Linked DNA regions of Homo sapiens: region 1 is linked to region 2. A link is a loop called in an ENCODE intact Hi-C map of the cell type or tissue named here. Cell type or tissue: OCI-LY7. All regions are shown on one strand.

Region 1 (4,000 bases), 260 kb after region 2:
GCCCATCTCATTATATCATACTGCTCTCACCAATTGTTTGTATGCAACTAATAAGAGCTATTAATATGTGGTCTGCTCATTTTACACAATAAGTAAATCACCAGAATTCCTTTTAAAATGGCCACCATTAGAGGATAATTATATGAAGCCCTATGAACAATTCAGAATAAAAAATCCTCTGTAAAGCTGATACAAGATTGCTGTCTTTCCTATGAAATATATGCCATATATTAATAATCAGCAAAATCGGCATAATCTAGTTATAAAGGACACTACTTTTATTTTTTCTTTTTTTTATATGTGTTAATAATTTACTAATTCTGTAATTATCAAGAGATTTTGGAGCATAAAGCTAGGTAGGCTTTGGTTTCATAGATATGGTGCCTTTTAAATGTTGTATTTGATGATATAAAAATATGCTAAAATGAGCACTAGAATATTGAAAATACTACTCTTTAAGGATCTTTGTTCTTATTAAATATTTTTAAACTGTGTTCTCCAAAGAAGCCTAATTATTTGAATTCTGAAGTTTCCTGTTAGTTGCCATTAGGGTCATCTACTAATACTAATAGGTATTAAGCAGTTTCTTTTTTCCAGCTTTATTGAGGTATGATTGATGAGGTATTAAGTCGTCTTTATCACTAAAATTTTAGGGAAGATTTAATAATTGGAGTGACATTTTAGAATAAACCGTGAGTAGTGAAAAACTAAACACATTCTTTTATGTAATCATTTCTGAATTACAGAAATCCCTTTCAGTGTTATTAAATCTGGTTGCAATCAAGGTTAGTTGGCATTTCCTGAAGAAAGTGGGCGTTGCCTGTTGCACTTGTGAATTAGGGAAGGGAAATGAAATTGCTAAAGCTTCAAAGGCAATGAAGTATAGTACTTGGAAGCCGAGGAAGAGGAGAGAGTTAAGTGTGAGAGTAGGGAGACACGGAGAGAGAAGAGTACAATTTCTCGCTGGTATGTCTTTGTTTACTCTCACACCTTTCATTCCTCTTCTTATCCATTTTGGTTCCTCAAGCACAAGGGAGAAACTGCACTCTTTCTCATATTCCTCACGGTCAAATATTCTAATGGTAATGATCTTCCTGTGGGAACACAAGACAAAGGCAAAACAAATGGTTGGAGTCACACGCTCATGCTCTTGGTGTCCACCAAGCTGAATGTTACTGTGATGTTATGGAGGGAGAACTGGCAGCACATGGGCCTCCTGAAGTATGTAAAAGGGCATCTTGGGTACTCTTGGCTGGCCCCCATTAAGTTTTCTTTGCTAATTTATCACTTTCACGAATTATTCCCGCTTCAGTTAGCAGTCAGTAGGTACCCCATTTTGGGGTATTTTGGCATGGCATTGCATGGCATCTGCAGCAACTTTCCCAGAAATGGATGCTTGATTGACTGCCCTGAAAATTAATCTCTCAGACGTTAATGTGCAGCGCACCTAACGCTGGCTGATGTAGCTACAGGCCTGCCTACTGTGGCTCAGCATGAGATCTGTGCCCTGTTACATAGGTGGAGGGATGTGTGCATTGTAAGTCATGTTCTGAAGAGTGCAGGCATCCAGGGGTGGCACAGGCCAGCAGAAGCTGTTGGGCTCAGCCCTGGAGCAGCTCCCCCACCTTTCTTCTCACTCATCTCCACCAGGCGGGGCTCTCCAATCTCAAGGAAGAAGGTCTTGTTTTTCTCATACTCCTCATCATCAATTACCTTGACTGATATTGTTTTGCTGAAACAGAGAATAGAAATTGACGAACAAGGGGAAGAGGAAAGAGAAGAGAAGGAACATAGAGAAGAGGAAAGCAAGGTTAACCAGCTGCACTTTCAGACAAACAGTAATCGAGAAACTTCTGTACTGTGAGTTTTTTCTTCAAGAATGGGTATCAGATAGGTATGAAAGATCAGAGATTTCACCCAATGCATAGCTCCCCTGAGCAGGGCCACAGAATTATTTTAGGCAAAATATAGCATTCAGTATTAATAGGTTTGTCATCATCATAAGGAGGAAAAGCAGAAAAACACAGATCACAATAATAAGAAAAGAAAAACACATTAATTTAGTAAATGCCTTAACCATTGGATTGTCTAAGCTATGCCCTGGAACTCACTCCTTTAGAACAAGTCAAAAAATCCCATCAAGATATTAATAGAAGTTATCTCTGAGCAATTGGCTTACAGGTCATTTTTTTTCCTTCACTGTGCTTTATTATAGTTCCAAATATAGTATTTTTATCATAAATTGTTATTAAAATAATAAATGAATAAAAATATCACAAAGAAAATATAGTCAAGTTATTTCACCCCACCCAATGTCTTAGAATCAAACTCTTATTCAGGTTAGTCAGATTCTCCAGCTAGACCACAGCAGGAAGTTGTTCACGTTTTGTTTGTCTTTCTAAAGATGGAAGCTGTGGCCTCACAACAGCTGTTGTGAAAGTGGGGTGGCAGCAGGTGCGAGTCATGATGTTGTAGTTATTTTCATTCTTCCAAAGTTGAGTTTTAACTTTCTATGAAACATGCCATTTACACTACTTTCAAACATCACCGATACACCAAGGTGTTTTGATTAGAATTCTTCCTGTAATCCAACCTTTAACAGTTCTTGCCTTATGGCGCTATGGCTATGAGTGACTGACAGGCAGGTAGGACAAATGCAAATATTATGCAAATCTCAACTTTCCATAAGCATTCTTGATGACTCTGAAAATAAACCAACCTAATGTTACCTTATAATTAATAAGGGCTTAAACAATTCATATACTACAACTAACTTATTAGAAGCCTCTTAAACCCTGATTTGTCTTGAAAAAATGTTTCCAGTAACATTGGCCAAGTACAATTCTGATCAATGTTTTTGAAACAATGAGTGTTTGTAGACAACGGAATTTTAACAGCATGGCCATTCTTTAATTTTGGTGGAGTTTTTTAGGTCTTCTGGAAGGAAATTGGCTTATGATCTTGTTTTTATTTTATTTATCTGAGCCATTAAGTTTCATTAGATCTATGCATACTAAAGAATATCAGTCTTCTTTCCTAATATGAAGGAGTCATAGGTAGAAGATGCTTTTAATTCTCTGAATTTCCCAGCGCCTAATGCCAAATGCTTAAGTCTTGCTTTTTGGCTTAGCATTGTAGACCTGAGACCAAATGATTGGTTCTGGTTCCCTGAAACCCAATAACGTACTCTCTGTTCCTCAGCTAAAGAACATTCTTGAATGATACTCACATTCCAATTTCTCACTCCTAAAAAGCTGCAGCTCATGAAACTCCTTTCTATCTCATTTCTGTCCTCAAATACTGAAATATGAACACACTAGATGAACAGCTATAAGTGACTAAAGCCACAATCATCTTTTAAAGAGTGGTTAGATATTTACAAAACTACCAACAGTATGATAATGTCCAGTTACATGTATACTGTAAACAGCTCCTTCCTGACTTTTAGAATTATTTTTTAAATTTGCATCTTTAGTATAAAAAATTATTCTGCTGTGACTAAACTAGAATATTTAATTTTTCCCTAATATCCAAAAATTATAAAATATTAGAGAAGGCACAGGAGGATGGATGTAAGGAATGATTGATTATTTGATAATTAGAACTGAATTTGATGTTGTAAAATAGATCAAATTTGCTCTACACAAAACTGCCAAATGTCTGTCCTCTTTGTCAACAAAACTTACGCATTTTGGGTATTAATTTCCATCTCACAGTCTTGCAATCTTAAACTTTAGTGGTACATTTCTACAAAAACAAACAGCATGGTGAGACCAAGGGTAGGAAAGTGTTGATGGACAATAATAGGGCCACGCTACTGTTCTCTGCACTTGATGGCCCAACATCCATTATCAAGATGCTTCATTGTAGGGTACATCAAACTGAAACCCCTCATTGTGAGAGTCACGTTGCAATATTCTTGTTAGCATTACTTAAAAACATCTGACGTTATATTTCTCCATCTTGTATTTGCAACCCACCCTGCATCTCATCACATATT
Region 2 (4,000 bases):
TCCTTGAAGTGCATTGTTAGATGGCATATTTGAAATCTTTCTACTTTTTTGATGTAGGCATTTAGTGCTGTGTACTTCCATCTATATCCCATAGGTCTTGGTATACTGTATTTCAAGATATTTTTTGATTTGCTCAATTTCTTCATTGATCCAGTGGTCATACTGGAGCATGTTGTTTAATTTTCATGTATTTGCAGTTTCCAAAGTTTCTCTTGTTATTGCTTTTAGCTTTATTCCATTGTGGTCTGAAAAGATACTTGATGTGACTTCCATTTTTAAAAATTTGTTGAGGCTTGTTTTGTGGCCTAACATATGGTCTATCCTGGAGAATGTTCCATGTGTTGGTAAGAAGAATGTGTATTCTGCAGCTGTTGGATGAAATGTTCTATAAATGTCTGTTAGGTCATTGAATTATTCATTTCCAGAATTTCTGTTTGATTATTTTTTATGATATCTCTTTGGTAAATTTCTCATTCATATCCTAAACTGTTTTTCTGATTTCTTTGTATTATTTACCTGTGTTCTCTTGTATCTCATTGAGCTTCTTTAATTATCTTGAATTATTTTTCCAGGATTTTTGTAAGTTTTTTTCATTGTAATCTGTTGCTAGATAATTATTGTATTTCTTTGGAGGTGTCATATTTTCTTATGATTTTTGTGTCCTCACATTGATATCTGGTGCATCTGGAGTAACAGCGGCTTCTTCTAATTTTTTGGATTTGCTTTCTTGGGAGGACTTCTCCTGAAGATGTATCTATGGTGTTGGTTGGTTAGGGCACTTTGGCTTTGATTCTGGGTGCATGCAATGGTCTAGTCTCTGTATAATTTCTTTGCTTGTAAACAGTGTCAGTGGTGTCTGATTTCCTTAGTGGTTTAGGGTGCAGTCATTAGTAGAGGCTGTGGTGAAGATTTGCTGGGGATGAAGACACCAGCTGTGTCAGTCCTCATCTGCAGTGATGACAGTAGTAGGTGGAACATGCCTGTCCTTGGGCAACAGGGCAGTGCACGTGCCAGCACCAAGTGGTTCCAGGTAGGCTGATTCTTGGGCCTCCAGATGGCTTACTCAGGTGAAGACAGCAGCAGCAGCAGCAAGGGGCCAGGCAGGCTGGTGGGCCCTTGGGACCCTGGACAGCAGGCATGGTATGAGTGATGGCAGTAGTAGTGGCAGGAAAACCCTCTGCCTCCCCAGCTGTCTGTACTGGTGTTGGTGGGGGCTGTGATGTGCTGGGTGGGCCAGTCCCCAGGCCCACAGGTGGTGCATACAGGTGGGTTCCAGCTGTGATGATAGCCGCAGGCTGGGTGGGTCTATCCTTAGGCCCTTGTTAAGAGTACTCAGGTGCCAACAGTAGTGGATGGGGTGGGGCAATCCCCAGTCCACTGAACAGCATGCTTGAGCACTAGGGGGCATGGAGCCAGGCTGGATGGGTCTGTCTTTGGGGCTCCCAGTGGCGCATATGGGCAAGGGCTGTGGCGGGCAGAGCTGGGTGATCGCCAACCCCCCAGTGTAGTGCTCAGGTGATAGTGGCAGTGGTGGATGGGGAAGCCTGTCCCAGTGTGCATGCAAGTGGCTGCAGCCCTGCTGATGGGAAAGTGAGGTTGCTGTCAGTGGCAGCAGCTGTAGGCAGGCAGTTGAGGAGCTTGTGTTTTGGCCACAGGTGGGGCTGTGGGTGTGGGAGCTTGTCCTCAGTTCATATGTAAACGCACAGCAGCACCATTGCTGGGGCTGGCAGGGTTGTTGCCCACGGCTTGCTTTTCAGCCCAGTGGCAGCAGCCAGCAACGGTGGTGGCTGTAGGTAAGAATCTGTCCTCAGGGTGTGTGCAAATGTGTGTCAGCCCCACTGCCAGGAGTGATGGATTGCTGCCTGTGGCTCATGCTTCAGGCCTGATGGCAGCAGCTAGTAAGGCTGCGGGTGGAGGATGTCAGGGGGCCCCAAAGATGTGGAGATGCAAGGGCTGTTGAGCCCCGGGGCAGGATGCAGGTGGGTGGGGGTTGGGCTCTCAAAATAGTATTCTGCTTAAGCTCCTTAGGTCTGGGGCAGGTGTGGGATCCAGCCTCAGCTTTGTTTCTGGAGAAAAACTTTGTGCTGTCTCCTTGGAGCTCCCTAAGTTAATCTCAGGGCCTGGAAGGTCAAGGGCTCTCCTGTCACTGAGATCGCAGGAGTCTGTGGTGGGAATGTGGACCTTTTGGGGATCTTTCACTTACCTTTCCCTGCACTGGGCAGCCTCTCTGGGCTCCTCTCTCCTTCCTTATTTTAGGTGTTTGCTGTCACTTCTCTATTAAATTCCAGTGCCCTCTCTTAGATGATCCATTTAAAGTGTGAATATCTACTCATTTTGGTTTTTTATGGAGGAGGTGAGATGTCTCTAGTAATCCATCTTGAAGCCCCTCCCTTTACATTGTATTTCCTAACGTCCAAGGGTCTCTGTTTCCTTTTTGTTTAGAGAACTTCCTTTTGCTATTATTTTAGAGTATATCTGCTGGTATAAACAACAAAACTCCTTTACTTGTTTTCATCTGAGAGTATGTTGATTTTTTCCCCTTCATTCTTAAAGAATCTTTTTTCTGGGTATGGAATTCTGGGTTAAATTCTTTTCTTTCATCACTTACTTTTAGCCTCCATGGTTTCTGATGAAAAATCTGCTGTCATTGACATTTCCTTTTTCCTAGAATTAAGGTGTTATTTTTCTCTTGCTGCTTTCAAGATTTTTTTGTCTCTAACTTCAGAAATTTAAGTGTGATGTGTCTTGGTATTGGACTCTTGGATTTAAGTTGCAATTTACTTAGTTTTTTGAATTGGTAAATTTTAATCTTTTCTTAAATTGGTGGAGTTATGGGCTATTGCTTCAACTTCACAAGTATTTGTTGGGCACTCCTTATGTTTGACACTGTACTAGACTACGGATGATGATGAAAATTTAAAATCATGGGTTGAGATATTAAGAACTGACATGCACTTTCCACAAGAAGAAAAGGTGAAATAATGCAGGGAACATTGGGCTGTCAGTGGGAGAGCAGAGATCTACTTCTCTTGGCTCTTCTCCTACCTCTGTGACATTGGGTAAACAAATGAATCTCTCAGGATTACGCTCTGTAATATGAGGGAGTTGGATTAAGTACTCAGTTTAGCTCTACATGACTTCAGAGGAAGAAAGAGGTAAGTTTGGTTTGGTCTGGTCTGGGAAGGCTTTATAGAAGAGGCTGAATTGAAGACAGGCCTCACATGACTGTTAATTGATACTCTCTTCTTCCACCTTCAGGACACTTTAAGATAGACAAATCTGAATGAAAACACCCCAGAAGGGAGAATTATTGGCTCAGGACTAGGCTGGCACTGCTGGTAGCCAATCTTTTTTGCATGTTTGCCGGGCCTGCTGCTTGTCCACTCATTGCACCCCCACATACCCTGCCCCCTCATGCTCTTCTCCTGTCTTTTTCCAGAATGGCTTCTTCCATCTTTCCTACTTCTTCACATTCTGAAAATTCTGCAATACTTATCTTAGGGCCTTCTTCTATTACCCTGTTCTGTTTTAACTTTCTAATTATATTTCAAGCTTCTGGAGGGCACAGACCATATCTTCTACTTACTGAAGTCCTAGAAGGGACTTAAAAGATCCCTGAGAGAAGTGCTCCCCTAGCTGATTATTGGTATCACCTGGGAGCTTTTTAAGGCTCCATCTTAACATAATCAAATTTTGCTTGTGTTTGGGGGTAGGGGAAGAGTGGGTCAAGGGTGTGTGAGAATAAGCTATATTTTAGTTTTTTTTTTGTTCTTTAACACTTACTGTGCAAAACTAATATGGTACCCCCTTATATGTTTGGATTGGCATCTATTGTATACATCTTCCTTGTTCTTCATTCAACATAGGACTCTATGGTTTCTACCACTTCCCACGAACCTGAATTAAATTCTGAAAAGAGGGATAATGTATTCTGAGAACGGACAGCAAGCCCAGCTCAGTGTCATGACATTCTTCTGTAGAACTTTCCTGCTTACATTTT

The links. A loop is a pair of places that touch in the nucleus more often than their neighbours do. Peaks named below come from ENCODE experiments on the same cell type or tissue, not always from the same donor. Only the 100,000 strongest peaks of a DNase experiment are listed, where the experiment ranks them.
Region 1: a loop joins it to region 2, with 4 times the contacts of the local background. A loop is called at or near these places in 1 of 110 quality-filtered maps.

Annotation. Positions count from the first base shown.
Region 1 is chr2:40,176,762-40,180,761 of GRCh38, forward strand. SLC8A1 (solute carrier family 8 member A1) reads right to left here. Exons shown (of 11, transcript NM_021097.5): 3 at 1,626-1,732. All of the region lies in intron 3 of SLC8A1-AS1 (SLC8A1 antisense RNA 1), which reads left to right. Among named protein-coding and RNA genes, the nearest start is that of SLC8A1-AS1, 260 kb to the left of the region's middle. In OCI-LY7, CTCF peaks have their summits at 1,675 and 1,876; DNase peaks (open chromatin) are centred at 1,630 and 2,420; H3K4me3 peaks cover 963 bases; H3K27ac peaks cover 2,439 bases.
Region 2 is chr2:39,918,754-39,922,753 of GRCh38, forward strand. All of the region lies in intron 1 of SLC8A1-AS1 (SLC8A1 antisense RNA 1), which reads left to right. Among named protein-coding and RNA genes, the nearest start is that of SLC8A1-AS1, 3.1 kb to the left of the region's middle. RefSeq lists an enhancer at 1,748-2,407. In OCI-LY7, CTCF peaks have their summits at 1,672 and 3,285 (motif pointing left); DNase peaks (open chromatin) are centred at 1,278, 1,658, 1,948 and 3,228; H3K4me3 peaks cover 2,653 bases; H3K27ac peaks cover 3,721 bases.